Linked DNA regions of Homo sapiens: region 1 is linked to region 2. A link is a loop called in an ENCODE intact Hi-C map of the cell type or tissue named here. Cell type or tissue: endothelial cell of umbilical vein. All regions are shown on one strand.

The links. Hi-C counts contacts between places; a loop is a spot of excess contacts. Peaks named below come from ENCODE experiments on the same cell type or tissue, not always from the same donor. Only the 100,000 strongest peaks of a DNase experiment are listed, where the experiment ranks them.
Region 1: a loop joins it to region 2, with 5 times the contacts of the local background. A loop is called at or near these places in 2 of 110 quality-filtered maps.

What each region holds. Positions count from the first base shown.
Region 1 is chr2:178,318,337-178,326,336 of GRCh38, reverse strand. OSBPL6 (oxysterol binding protein like 6) reads right to left here. Exons shown (of 25, transcript NM_032523.4): 4 at 2,068-2,160. Among named protein-coding and RNA genes, the nearest start is that of CHROMR, 91 kb to the left of the region's middle. In endothelial cell of umbilical vein, no CTCF peak of the experiment used is centred here; a DNase peak (open chromatin) is centred at 4,056.
Region 2 is chr2:178,382,503-178,390,502 of GRCh38, reverse strand. It overlaps OSBPL6 (oxysterol binding protein like 6), which reads right to left. Exons shown (of 25, transcript NM_032523.4): 16 at 7,996-8,000; 17 at 7,226-7,479; 18 at 6,327-6,464; 19 at 4,982-5,045; 20 at 3,364-3,442; 21 at 1,350-1,494. Among named protein-coding and RNA genes, the nearest start is that of CHROMR, 27 kb to the left of the region's middle. In endothelial cell of umbilical vein, no CTCF peak of the experiment used is centred here; a DNase peak (open chromatin) is centred at 3,322.

The sequences.
Region 1 (8,000 bases), 64 kb after region 2:
TAAGAACAGACAGTAATGTCATAATCGCCCAAGTTTTTTCATTTGGAAAAAACAGAGACATTTCCTTTCTGAAGGGTAAACTGTATGTGCACACGTTTGCAGATGTATGTGGGTGAGTGTGCATGTGTGTGGGTACATAAAAATGCTTTAGCAGGTGAATGCATCAAGCTTAGGATTGGAACAAATCCTGATCAGGACAATGTGTACTTCAAAAAAAAAAAAAAAATTCTTCCACCACTAATCAGTGCCCAGGAAGCCCATCTCTCAAAGGGGCTGAGAGATGGTGAGATGTGATGGTACCTGGGTTAGATATGGCCCTCTGATTTCATGAGGCCCCAAGAGATGTGGTGTCTACTGACACAGAAACACAACCAGGGTTTATTAGTCCTACAGCAAGATCTAAGTGGGCAACAACATGGAGAAGTAATGGGAAGTAGATGCTGTTTGTACCCTACCCAGATTCCTTTATATCAAGCCAGTGGACCCAAGCCCCATCTGCTGTGAGCTGGGCTAACAGCCACCTCCTTCTAGGAAGAATTGCTGTTTGACCAAGCTGGGGCCTTCATGCCGGAAAACTATGCCATAATTATCAGTAAAGTGAGAACAATATTGATATGTACTTCAATGAGTTGGGGGCTGATTAAGTGAGATAATACATGTTCTAATCCAGTGCCTGGCGTAAAGTAGGTGCTCAATAAATTTTAGCTACCTTTTTCCATTGCCCTTTTATTTATTTGTTCTCTATTTCCTTTAGCTAACTATAAGAGAGAATTGCTATTTCAAAGAGATTACTAGTCATATTATATTTACCAGGTATACAGTCTGTACTCGCTATTCAAATGGAAGTCAGACCACTTATGTTTTATAGTTTAATAACTCCCTGCTTTCCATGGTTTAGCAGTCTATTCTTGTCTGATAGAACAAACTTTATAGCTTGTCATATCTTTACAGTTTAAAGAGGTTCAAGTGTATATATTCCATACAGTTGGGTAGTAAAGTGTTCTTTTCTAAAAGGATTATGTTTAATATAGAAAAGCAAGGTGTAATGATCAGTTTTACATATTTAGAAGTTAACCGTCTTTGGGTATAAAGTGCTATTTTTATACTGGAATTCAAAGTCTGTATGCATTCTATTTTCAGAATTTCTCAATAAAGGAGGAAGCCCATTGAAAATCTCAGGGAGGGATGGGCAGGAGTAGGATGGTATCTTTCCAACTTTTCCCTATCATTTTTACATTTTAGACATACGTGAATTTAATTTTCCCCAGTCTGAGGAAGAGCAGGCTGAAGGGGAGGGAACACTGGCTCCCATGACACAGAAAAGGTCTTCTAAATAATCTGCAGTGTTCTCTCACGAGCTCATTGCTAGGAAGGCCAGATGTGAGAAGGAGCCTAGAAGCCAGAATATACAACAGTCCCTCCGCATAGGTTCTATTTTACCTTGCAGCTTGGGAAGAGCTGACAAGCATTGGTTGTGGAGTTGGACAAGTCTAAGTTTGAATTCTTGCTCTGCTATAATCCTTGATAGCTTATTTACTTATTTATTTATGTTTTTACTATGGGCAAGTTATTAACTCTCAGTTTCCATATTTGTAAAATGTGATAAATACCTACACTGTGTGGAGCTGTTTATGAGAACTATATTAAATGGGATAATAGATTTAAATACTTCTCATAGTGTCCGGTGATGCAGTACATGGGCAATAATGGTAGCTGTTATTATTTTTATTGCTGGATGCAGTTTTTTTTCTTTTCCATTAGCTGGGCATAGAAATATTTGTTTATCTCCAACAGGGAAGGCAATAGCTTCTTTTTCCTTCTTCCCTTAAACAGAATTTTGGACCTTTGAATGTAACCCTACAAATCCCAGCAAAGTATACATTCTCTGTTCTCTCTTATAAAGGGCAGAGAAACTCTACTCCTTGGAAGCAGAAAAAGTGCAAAGAGTTGCCTACAAGTGGCATCACAAGTATTTTAGGGGAGTCAGGTGTAAACGTTATTCACAGTTCAATTGGCCCCAGAGCAGGCATCATGCCAGCAGAGAAAGCACCGCATTTCATCACTGACCTTGGAGAGGGGGACTGGCTCCGGTTCTAGCAATTGCCGACTTACAGAGGGCTCGGTGCTAGAGGAAGCAGTCCTCTCCAGTATGTGAATACTCTGAAAATAAATGAAAACATAGCCCAGGGTTAGACAACTCACTTTTCATGTGAATGTGCATGGGGATGAAATCATACACAACACAGTCAAAACAGTGAGCTATGTTAAAAATGGCAAGTTCCTGAAAAGACCAAAGATAGCAGCAACAGACAGAAAAATATGTCGGCACAGGATTTTCCCCTCCTCTTCTAGATTTGCTGCTGAACTGCTGCTGCAGTGCCGGTTTCAGTCTTGGAGAGTCAGAGGAATATCTCTCGAAAAATTTTATGATACACACAAGAAAACTTACAACTTTATGACAAAGACACACCTTCTACTTAGACTAATCAGGCTTACATAGAAATATTTGCTCATCTCTCCAACTGGGAATAGCAACAGACAAAAAGAAAGGTCTACCTTAAAAAATCCAGTGGCGGCCAGGCATGGTGGCTCATGCTTGTAATCTCAGCACTTTGGGAGGCTGGGGCAGACGGATCACTTGAGGTCAGGAGTTTGAGACCAGCCTGGCCAACTTGGTGAAACCCTGTCTCTATTAAAAATACAAAAATTAGCCCGGCATGGTGATGGAAGCCTGCAATTCCAGCTACTTGGGAAGCTGAAGCAAGAGAATCGCTTGAACCTGGGAGACGGAGGTTGCAGTGAGCCAAGATTGCACAATGCACTCTAGCCTGGGCAACAAGAAGGAAACTCCATCACAAAAATAAATAAATAAATAAAAATCCAGAGCCTTCACACCCTTCAGTCTCTAAAGTTTCTTACAAAAACGCACAGAGAAGAAAACAATTCACCAAATACCATAAACGGTAGGTGTCTTTTACAAAGAGCATTTATATATTAGCAAGATAAAATTTCAACAGAAAAATGGGTGAAGTACACGAATAGTTAACACATGTAAAACATTTGAAAAGATGTTCTAACTTAGAAGTATTCAAAAAGAGAATCAAAATAATAATTTCTTTTACCCATCAGATTCAAGAATGAAGTGGGGTTGGAAGAAAGAAAATATAAATTAGATATGATCTTTCTAAAGCGGAATTTTGCAATTATATTAAAGCCCTTGCGGGGGAAAAAAAGTACATGCCTTAACCTAAATTACATAAATCTACTCATTAAGAATACTTCACTATCTTGGCACATTATGAAAGCATAAAAGAAGGAAACAAATCTTGTTTCATGCACTCTTCAAATACATGAGAGCGAAACTTCCCTACTGTAAAGACTACAAAGATTTTTTTTAAAGGTTTTTTTTTTTTTTTTTTAAATGCATGAGGTGATTTTTCTAAAAAAGAACCATGGCTAATAAAGATCAAAGATACGAGTGTCACTGTAAAGATCAAAGATACAAGTGTCACTGTATTACAGAGATATAAAATGCTTCCCCCACCAACAAATAAATTACCTTATACTTTGAGATAATTTTCCATAGGAAAAGAAGTTTCCAACGTAATTTTTGAAATAACCATTTAGAAATTACACACTTTAGTAGCAAGTTTCTCCCTCACTATTTAATAGAATATCAACAAAAAACTTCATTCAAATAAATATAATAAAGTACAAGACCAGAAACTACCAGTGAAATACGTTATTTATTCATTCATAGTTCAATTTATCAACATGTCATTATTAGGCACCTACACTTTGCCAGGCACAGATGACAGGGCCACAGAGAACAAAACAGACAAGAGAACTACTCTTATGATGCTTATATTCTAGAAAGAGTTCTTATCATACAAAAGACCAAATCATGGTTAGGACTTCTTTGTAAGCCCACATATTAACCTTGTTTCATGTGGCTACTGCTTTTGCTTACTTTAATCTTCCAGTCAGGTATCTCTGATCTGAGCTTCTCTTTAACGACTCTCCCCGATCCCCATCCTTTCAGGTTGCTGGGCAATAAAACACAGATACATCACCAACTGTTTCCCCCACCTCCAAAAAAACGTGGTAAGAAAAACAAAACCTGGAAAGAAACTTGACCTTAGTAACTATGTAGGCAGGAAATAAAGTAACTAAGCTAGGGAAAGGAAATTAAATCCCCTAACTTCCAAGTCAAGCCATAGATATAGAAATCAATGTGGTATATTTGAAGTGTGATGGAAATAAATTTTTCCTGTATAGATACGAGGGGATACTTAAGATGTTGCCAGAATTATGTGGGTCAGAAGGGTTAGTTAGCAACCACACAAACCAGGACCCACAACTGTAAAATACCTACCACAGTACCTAGCACAAAGAAAACAATATTAGTCTCTTCTCCATTTGATGTTACAAAACAGTTTATATTATGGAAGAAAAATAAGAAGTTCAATCACTTCAAATATAGCACAATATATCTAAACCCTAAATTCTGTTGATTTGTCAAAGCCCAGAGAATCATAAAAAACATTTAGTGAGACATAGCAAGTAAATGAATATTTTTATTATCACTAATGTATGTATTTGTTACTGAAAAAGTTAAAGGACAATTTAGAAAACTACCAGCTGCTACCCATTATTGTAATTGTAACTAGCTTCAAAAAATAAGCTATTCCATGTAACCTCCAGGATGACAATGAAGAAGCCAACAGCTCTTGTAGAAACTCACGAGTCTAGAACCTATCATTGTCTATTCAATAATAAAAAATTAATCCACTACCTTGAATTTTCTCCAAACTCATGGTTTTAAAAAAAGCATAACCCTAAAGTTATGTAATTATATACCAAGCAATTTGTTATTTTAAATGAAATATCTAAGTAATTGAATGTTGTATTTTTTTACACCAGCAGCTATAAAGAAGACAGTTTAAACTGACCATACCCAGTCCTGGCCTCTAGCTAGATTGAGTGCTCCTTGAAGGTGGGGACAAGCTCATCTTCATCCTGGAATTCCATCTTCTCTACCCGTAATCCACCCCATCCTAGCACAACAATCTGCACACTGAAGCCAGTCAAAAATGTGTGGAATTTTTTAGTGCTAATTTGCAGAGAACAGTCCTTCAGCAATCAATTACCTTCCAGCTTTATCTTGGAATTATTATTATTATTTTTGAGACAGAGTCTTGCTCCATCGCCAGGCTGGAGTGCAGTGACACAATCTCAGCTCACTACAACCTCCGCCTCCCGGGTTCAAGAGATTCTCCTGCCTCAGCCTCCAGAGTAGTTGGGATTACAGGTGCGTGCCACCACGCCCGGTTGTATTTTTAGTAGAGACGGGGTTTCACAATGTTGGCCAGGATGGTCTCGATCTCTTGACTTTGTGATCCACCCGCCTCGGCCTCCCAAAGTGCTGAGATTACAGGCGTGAGCCACTGCACCCAGCCTATCTTGGAATTATAAAAATCATGCTCCAATAGGATAGAACTTTTGAAAACAGTTAAAAAGCCTAAGTTTTAAAACAGGAAAATCTAGCGGATTAATCACAGAACTCTTACTTATTCAATTTAAAGCTATGAGTAGTCATTAGGGAACACATCAAATTTAATTTCATGACATCTTCAGTTATAAAAATCAGTTCTTTTCATAAGGCTTCCTTTAAGATCATAATTTGTGGTATAATTTTTGTACTTTTCTTCACAAGATAGCTGTTTTCATATTCTTTCAGAGTGAATTGGAAACACATGCCACTACTTTCAAGGTGTTACACACATTATGTAAGCAAGTTAAATAAAGGGTTATGTAAACCAGTTAATTATTCTTCTAAAATCAAGTTTCCTCTCAAATGCTAAAATTATAAGTTAATTTCCAGGTCAGTTTTTTAAGGAACTTAGAACACACAGAGAAGGTGGAAGTACTTACCCGCCCTCTGTTTCCCCTGATCAGAGATAACTGATGCATATTTAGCTTAAAACCAGGAACCTGGAACACATATTTCACTGTAGCTCTTTAATTTGGTAAAAATATGCTCCTCAGGTTAGTGTTCATTGATCTCAATACCTCCTGAGCAGCAAGTGGAAATGTGCCAACATGACTGTAGTCTAGTTTACTTGGTATCAAAGACATAGGTAAACAGACAGACAATGAGACACTTAATAATAGCTGAATGGTTTGGTGCAACTCACGCGGAGAGAAACGTGATTCTCAAAATGAGAGTCCAGGAGATCTGTTGAATAGGGATCTTGTCATTTACTTACTTAAATTTCATTACAAAGATATAAAGACATTGCTGGAAATGTTTTAGACTGAGGCTACAAATTTCTTTACAGACTCACTTTTTCTATAAATTTAGGACAGTAGTAAAGAGAATTGGTCCACTGCTCTCTGAATGTTAACTCCATTGAAATTGTTCACCTAACTATCTTAGCTAAGCTATTTTTATATTCACAGATTACCCAAAATATTTTCAAAGAAAAATATCCAAAATAATTTAGGAATTTCTAAAGTACGTTCTTCAAGCTTTCAGCTATCTCGCATGTATCTCTTCTAGTTATAGCTGCTACTTTGAACGTAGCAACACTATTTCAGTGGTACTAGTAACTTCTGTAGGATAGTGTTGATGATAATGATGACAATGGCAGTTAATAGTTACTGGTTTTTACATTCCTATCTCTATGCTTTACATGAATTATTGCATTCCATCTTCACAAGCCTTTGAATAATGACTATTTAATGATCTGCCTGACTGACCAGATAAAGGGATATAGAGATTAAGAGAGGCACACAGTCACTAAGGGTTGGAGTTGGAAGGTGACAAGATTTTACTCGAGTCAAGCTTGTATATATGGCCTTCTGAATTAACATGAAAGCTAATGTCAAATGACAAAAATAACAGAAATTTCAAATTGATAAATGAACATATCACAAAGCATTCTTTACCACAATCTTCTGTGGATATAGAGAAGTAGAAATGAGTGAAATAAAAAAGAAAAAATTATAGCACTCTTAAATATGGTACAATCTTAGGGATAATTTCTTTGTTACCCTTACAGCACACTCAAGTTAATTTCCAATTTCTAATTTTATTTTATTTTCAAAAACACACTCAAACCAGACAATTTGTAATTTTCCAGAACTGAGAGCAAGTCAGCTAGCTTTTACTTTGGGGGTATGGTGTATGGTGCAGACAAAAGAACATAAATTTTGCAGCTCTACAGACCAGCATACCAACCCTCATCTGCTATTTACTATGACACGTAGACAAACCATTAACCTCTTTCAACCTCAGTGTCCTCTATCTGTAAAATGAGGATAATAATATCTACCTTACAAGACACTGCAAGTCACAGGGTAGGCATCCAGTGTATGCACAGTGCTGCCCAAAGGCTGGCACACAGTAGGCACCCAATAAATAGCAGCTATCATCTCAGTTATAAACATTACAGGAATAAATATCTAGGAATCTTACGCATTCCCATGCCACAGAAAGATGACTTTCAAACACTTTGCTGGTGTCTGACACCTGGGAGCCCTTTTGGAAGTGAGGAAGCCGTGCCTTCCATGACCATCACGTTACCCAGCAAACCCAGTAACCATGGTCAGCATCACCTCATGATCAGGACATCAAAATTTGGTGAGAGAGCTGTCAACGTGAGTTGAGAGAGATGGCCTAGATATTCTCTAATGGGAAGGCAACAGCAGTGATGGCGGCATAGATTGCATCCTTCTGAATGCCTGCAGCAGAAGATGCATGTGGATTTTCCTTCAAAACAGTTTTTTCTTTGCACTAGCATAAAATATTAAAATCACCAAAGCCAAAAGGCCATGGCTGAAGAAGTAGCAATTATACTACTTTCTCCATTATCTGGCCTTCACTGAAAGATGCAGAAGTGCATTAACAGTAGGTCTCTATATAAGCACCCTTAAAATGAATGAAAGTAGAAAATTTTAGAAACAGTGGCTGAAAAAAGTCTACACAGCACACCTGG
Region 2 (8,000 bases):
CCCTTTTCCTTGGATTCATGCACCCAAGGGCAGACCACCCACCAGCGTGTGCACCTTTAGGTCTGAAGAGTGGCCAAGGGTGGTTGTTTGTGGGGGTGTGAACAGAGCTTAGATGTGTGGGCTGGCCTGCCTGTATATGTGTGTATGAGGCCCCTTGCAGTCAAAACAGAGCCAGAGGTGGGAAGAAAGTAGGGAAGGCCGTGGGCCAGGACTGGCTGTCCTACATTGCCAGGGTTACAGCACAGAGTTCTGAAGGGTCCAACCTGGCCTCACAGGCTTTGTTATAAAAAGTGTATTTGTCAAGGCAAAGAAATAGAGCATATTCTATTTTATAGCTTACAGACTTGATTTACATATTTTAGTTAATTATACAGGCTCTGCAAGTGTTAGAGACAGGACTGCACTGCAGCTTCTCATAGCCTACAAAGCCAAATGTACATATTTACATCATCACCCAGCCAGAGCACATAGTGATCTTGGCTCTTCAGTTCTAGGTACCTTACGAGTCTCTAAGAAAAAAGGTAGTGAAAACATTTTGGGCTAAAATAAAGACACTCAATTAAAATAAATACAACCTTCCAATATGGCTTAAAAGGATTTAACTGAGAAAAGAAAATATTAGAGTCTTAAGACTCCAATATGTTACCTGTTTACCATATTAGAATGGGATCATGAATTGAACAGGTATGGTAGCTGGGTGGGGTTTCTATACTATGTTGAATTCTGTAGCACATCCAAACAAACACGGCAGTGATACTGAATGTTCCACTTCAGACCAGAGAAACTGAGGGAAAATGGTGCTTTTTGGGCGTTTCTATCCCAACATATTTTCTTGTTAATGAGGCTAATTTTTCCTGTTGAACTTATTTGAATTATAACAGTGGCAGGGTTGGATAAGCATGTACTGACTGGTGGTGATCATCTACATGACTACATCAAGTGTCTTCAGAAAATGACAACATTATAATGAGTTCCCGAAATTCAGATCACTTGAACACATATCAAGCAGGAAGAGAAACAGAAATATAAACCAGAAGATTTATAGTCAAGAAGTGTTTTCTGGAATTTTACTTAGTGAACAACTGACTGGCTACTTCAAAAGAAAATTCTTTAAAAAGACATGTGTTTTTTTTCTGTTTTAGATGATGCCTTTTTTGACCTCCATATGTTCAGAAACTTGCATGCCTTGAGAAACTCTATCAGTTTGTTCTGCTTTCTTATCTAAAATGTCCGTAAGGACCAATGATACAGGACAGATTCACTTGCTGCTATTTAAGGTGATTATTCTATTTCTTCTTTAAGAAGCATTTTATACTCATTTTCCTTTACTGTTGTATGATAGTATTTACCTTGACAAATGTGAGTTTGCAAATGCAAACACTGCTTTTGGTATTTCTGATGGTTACTTCTCCATAATGTTCTATCCATCTTCTCCCACTGAGGATGTTGTGTATGCAAGTGGTGACTTTATTCCACACATAGTAATCTCCATACCTAGTGAAGAATGTAACACTGATGAAAAACAACCAAGGTCACAAACACATATAACTGTTTCTGCTAATGAGAATATTCTTTGGCCAAAGCTTCCTTTTCCCTCATTCTCCTCCCATTTGTGTCTTGAAATTCTCTCTGTGGTCATTAAGTATTTACGATGTGGTTAATTCACTTAAGGAACATTTAAGTGCTTTCTATGGGCCAGGTGCTAAAGTTACAAAGTGGAATAGGGCCTGGTTCCTGCTTTTCTGGAGACAGAAGTATGGGAGGGTAGATGGATATGCAAACAAATACTTAAAATATGCATATCATCGGAACACAGAAGGAAGAGTTTTTAGTCCTTCAATCTACCTGGAACGTGGGATGAGTGTCAAGGAAGACACCTTAGAAGAGGCTGGGTTTCGTGTAAGCACAGATGGCAGATAAGAGGGCACTATGGGCTGGGGAAAAGCATCCACAGAGCCACAAAGGTCAGAAGGGCACAAGGCATCCAGGCCTGTGAATGCTGTGCTCCAGGTGAGTGCGGGTGGCAGGACGCAAGGCAGGAAAGGTGTGATGAGGCAGAGCCGGGAAGGCCTGCAGGGACGTACCAAGGAGTCTAGATTTACCCTGCAGGCAATGGGCCACCGCAGGATTCCAGGTAGGAGGGAGGCACCACAGAGTGTGCACTGAAGAAAGATCACTCTGGGAACACTGTTTTGTACTCCAGGTTTAAGACCTCAGATGTGAATAATTCTTCGGGAAAAGACTGAAGAGCATACTAAGATGGCACAAATCTATTACAAATTCTGGGGAACAAGGTTACAGAATTTCTGCTAAGAAATGAAATGATATAGCTTCAAATCACATTTAAGTTTGTACGTTACATATATTTTCAAATGAAATGTTACATCAACATAAAAAAGATGCTTCTAAGTTTCTGCAAAGTTTATGAATTGGTATGATGTAGGCACCATATATACCTAGGAAAACTCTCTTCCTTATACATTTTTTTTTTTCTTTTTTGAGATGGAGTCTTGCTCTGTCACCCAGGCTGGAGTGCAGTGGCACAATCTCGGCTCACTGCAATCTCCGCCTCCCAGGTTCAAACAATTCTCCTGCCTCAGCCTCCCGAGTAGCTGGGATTATAGGCGCCCGCCACCACACCCAGCTAATTTTTTGTATTTTTAGTAGAGATGGGGTTTCACCTTGTTAGCCAGGATGGTCTCAATCTCCTGACCTTGTGATCCGCCCGCCTCAGCCTCCCAAAGTGCTGGAATTACAGGCGTGAGCCACCGTGCCTGGCCTACATGTTCAAATATTCAAAGTTTATTTTGTGGTCCTAGGAATACCTCCCTCTCTTCACCTTCTTCCATATCCAGTTCATCTGGAAATTCTGTCATTCAAATAGGTAAAACCGAAGAAACAATCAAGTCCTTGGCCTCAGTAAAAATTCCAATTAATTTCAAAATATTTAGAGGCAGTATCCTCTAGAACACAACCATAAAAGGATTTCATCACTCTTCTTTGATAAAATACTCCCTGGATCTAAGATGAACTCAAAAGTGAAACTGAATTGTATAGCAAAGAAATGGCTAAACAGGAGAACCTTTTATATACAATCAAACTAGCATGATGACTGGGCCATGGGAGGTACCTGGTGGTGTTGACTGAAGAATGGAGGATGTGAAGAAATAAACAGGAAGCTTTGCTACATATGCTTAAGTTCTCATTTGTTTTTGTGGGAGTCTATTCTCAAAACTTTGGCAAAGGTAACAGAAGTTTGGGTATAAAGAGAAAGAAACCCTTACCATCTTCTAGAGTTTAAAATACCCATTTATGATTTAGAAAAGCAGACAAGAGGCCAAAAGGGAGGTGTGAGTCACCTACTTTGGAAGCATGACATTCAGTGTTCCAACAGGCAGGATTTCCATCGACTTCCCCCAGAACTTGTTTTTCCATCTGATATCTAAATGACATAGGGAGAGGACAAGAAATACATACCCCATATCTAATCACCTCTTCTATAAAAACTAACTTTTGTATTACACTTTATGAAACACTTTGGAATGACAACTGATTCTATATTGCTGATTTAGTATGACAAGTGCCTGCAAATGGCCCAAGGTGAAAATATTAACTGTGAACCAAAAAATAAACAAACAAACAAACAAACAAAACTAAAAAAAACCCCCACTATCTATGTTTCTCTATAACATATGCTCTTTATTTGTTTTCAACTAACAGAGCTGGGAGAAGCCTGGAACAGTGTGTGTGCGGTGTGTGTGTGTGTGTGTGTGTGTGTCTGTGTGTGTGTATTCACATTTTACATACAAACATAGACTCTACTGTGCTTTAATGTCCAGACAGCAATAAAGGTTGTTATAAGTTTTAACTAAGTGGTAAAAATAGTTAACAAATATATCAAGCATAAGATGTACACTAAAAATAATTGGAGTATAGCAATACAATTAATTTATATATACATTTCCCCCCATATCAAAGACATATAATTTGGGATTACAGTTAAAAAAAATCTCCAAATACAGATAAAATAAAATTTATAAAATAAGATTTATGAAAGAGTGGGATTAACTTAATGAATGTTTTTATACTGGTTGTTAAGATATAGACCAGGGCCCAGCACTTTACCTCACACGATGGCTTTATGTTTTACGTATGGAAACTTAGATTTATTTGTGCATTTGTGATAACCACCTGGTTCCATTTTGATGAACTATGGGAACTTCGTGCCATCTCCACAAGATGCCTGATTCTTGGTGATGACCAAGAAATGATCTGTCATCTTTTTGTAATAAAGTACAGCTACAGTGTTCTATCATTTTTATGTATTTTCAGGTTAAGAAAATGCTCATGAGAAGTCATTCTGTGAGTAATGAAGCACCCTTCCAAACACGAAGGAACTATTTACACTTAATGTTCACATTTACATAAATATTCTTTTCTTTGTAAAGGAGTTTAGAAACTTTTTTGTATTAGGCAAGCTTGTAACATTCTGACTTAACTCAGTAGAGACTTCAATCCAAACTCTGGAGCCCCAGTGAGTTAAAGGCCAGGAATTACTGTAATGTTTGCATATCTATTTAGATTATGACCATTGATGATGTGTCATAGAGCCTTCCTTCAGAATTAAAATGTCTTTGCACACCCCGAAGAACCAAGAAGGCAGCAGATGGAACCTCCATGTTACAGATGCAGACAATAAGGAACATGAGATAAGGTGGTGGCTCTCCACCGGCACAGTCCGCATGGAGCTCTGCTATTCCATACAGCATTGTTTCCAAGATAAGCAATCTCATCTCCTAGCTGAAACTGTTTCATGTTGAAACCAGGAATTTTGATTTCTCAAAATGAGCTCTGCACCAATTACTAACATTTGCTGAGTTCCAAAGGTAGAAATCTAAACTGAATACAGTGTCCCTTTGGAAGCCAGATATTTTTTCATAGGCTCATACATTTGATTTTAAATTATAATTGAAATACAAACCTTGCCAAAACACAAAATTCTTTGATTCACAGTGACAGGCAGAAATGGGTGGATGATGGCTAACCTGGTAATTAAAAACAAAAAAAAGGCAGTATCAGTGTTAAGACTTCCACATGGTCATCCATTTCTCTTACTGAATTATTCTCAAAATGTATAAGTAAATCTGTAAGACTTCATGCTTTAAAAACACTGAGAACTTATACAATTTAGAGGGGAAATAATGCCCATAAGTGAAGTGAATTCGTCCTTCCTTCCTTCCTTTCTTTCTTCCTTCCTTCCTTTCTTTAATTATACTTTAAGTTCTGGGATACATGTGCAGAATGTGCAGGTTTGTTACACAGGTATACACGTGCCATGGTGGTTTGCTGCACCAATCAACCCATCACCTACATTAGGTATTTCTCCTAATGCTATCCCTCCTCTTGCTCGCCACCCCCCAACAGGCCCCAGTGTGTGATGTTCTCCTCCCTGTGTGCATGTGTTCTCATTGTTCAACTCCCACTTATGAGTGAGAACATGCGGTGTTTGGTTTTCTGTTCTTGTGTTAGTTTTCTTAACTGTGTGAAAAGAAAATAAATCTCAGGACCACCTGCCTCCCATTTTATTCCTAAAAAAGATAGCTACAAAGATTTTTTTTTTTTTTTAAAAAGGCTACCTCTCTCCCTCACAATTTGCCCACAAGGAAATTCTTTGTGGGCCTCAAGATCTTTACCCTAAAACAGTTCTGTTGAATTTCAACCTGGCAATGTACATTGATAGCTTATCTTCACAGGTATGGGACAAAGGATTGACAGAACTCAAAGTCATCCTTCTGCTCACCTGAGAGAGATGCATATCTGATTACTTCCTCTGCCCTACTGTCTATGTAAAAATGCAGATTCACAGAGTGAGACTGAGGCATAAGTGACTCTCTCTCTACCACCCTCTCACATGTAAATTGTGTATTCAGTGAAAGGCTGATCAGAGACCCAAAAGAATGCAACCTTTCTTATCTACCTATGACCTGGAAGTCTCCATTTCCAAGTTGTCCCACCTTTCTGGACAGAATCAATGTACATCTTACATATATTGATTGATGGTGCATATCTCCCTAAAATGTATAAACCCAACCTGTGTCCAGAACACCTTGGACACATTTTGTCAGGACCTCCTGAGGCTGTGTCATGGGTGTGTCCTTAACCTTGGCAAAATAAACTTTCTAAACTGATTAAGACCTGTCTCAGATACTTCGAATTCACAACTGGTATCATAACCCATCCCAACAGATTGTTATCGAAATGGTGCTTTCATCACCGAACTGTCCTCTTACCTATATAGAAACCTCACTGAGTCCAGTGGCGCTTACCTGTTCTGAGAAAAAGCGGAATCCCTTGTCTTCTCTAATGCATTCATAAGTCTCCCCAAGGACTGGGTTGAATGGCTTACTTCCTGCTCTGAAATAGGTGGAGCAGTATCCTGAAACTGCAAATGCGGCAACGAGAACCTGTTAAAACATTGAAGAAAAGGGAATAATATAGGAGAGACGACTGCTGGGTCTGTTTGTTCCTCATCCCTCTAGATTTTACACACCTCATGTGGATGGGTGTTGATTTGATGACAGTTGCATTTTCTATTGTCTGTACAGAATTTTTATCAACTCATGGGGAAAAAAATAGGTAAGATTAGGTAAAACCACTCGCACAGAAACCAGCAGGCCACTGAGGTGAAGCATTTTTCACCCTTCCATCCAACGTCATGAGTATCACAGAGTTCAAAGGTTCTGAAACCCAGCTTATTGGTTCTGCCACAGGCATGATCTTAGCCTCATGTGCATGAGGATTGTGGTTGCGGGTGCTTTTCAGAGGGCATGGCATGTTTCCCACAGCCATATGGGATAAAGGGTGAAGTATAAACAGAAGTTATTTTCTCAGACCTAAGTTCCTGAACAGATGGGCTATCCTGACATTCAGGAAAAACTGATAAAGTGAGGCAAGGTGTGCCTTCAACCTCTAAGGAGTATGAGACCTTTACACCTTAACTTTAGAAACACTCTAGACCAAGGATAAGGCACAAAAAGTGTGTCTTCCTGTGTTGGTATCTGGGAGGTTTTGGCCTTGCCGGATTTATGCAAACAGATCAATTCCTCTTTTACTATGCAGTAAGAATATTATGCAAATGCCAAATATATCATAATGAATTCTGGCTTAGCCCAGGTCTAGGGTTGGCAAATCCCTGAGGGGCGCTGCTCTGTTAGTTATTTATTACCATGCGCTCATATGGATCATCAGTTTCCGAAGCCTTGTCCAGGAGCTCGCTGTATTCCATTTCCTCACAGAGGTGCTGCAGGGTGTTGAGCGGCTCGTTTAGCTCCACAGGCATAGAGACTTTAGACAGGTCTTTACCAATGTTGTTCCTCAAGATATTCCACAGGTTAATGTTACTGGTGTCAGGACAAGGAGCTGGCAGGCATGCTCGACGCCCATTTCGGAAGGCCCCTCCTGTAAGCTCCCCATTCAGGACTGGAAGAAGGAGAGTCACAGTGAAGGACACTTTGCTGTTCTGATTTCACAAAATCAAGAAGGGAAATAACTTTCAAATAAATCTGATTTTGAGACCTTTCATGAGTCTTCATTATATCTTTTCAAAAGTAAATGGAATTCTTTCAATGCAAGGTTGCTAATAAATGCAGAAAACAACAGTGTATAGTTTTATAAATAAGGCATTAGATACACTCAAATATCATTCAAGACAAGACAGGCTAAGTTTTAAAAAATTAAATACATTTAATAAGAAGGACTCAAGCTGTTGGTTTGAGAAAGAGGAAAAACGTTTTCTCTTAACTATTTACCTAACAGATTTTTTCAACCATTTACCTCAAGAGATCATACAAAATAGAATGTATTGAACAATCAGCTGCCAAAAGAACAATTAGCAGGGGTGGGGGTGGCGTGGGAGGGGGAATGCCTGTTCATTAAGTCTTCGTGTTGCAATTTGGCATGTAGATAGAACAACCTGGAAGCTCAAATGATGCATACTTTGC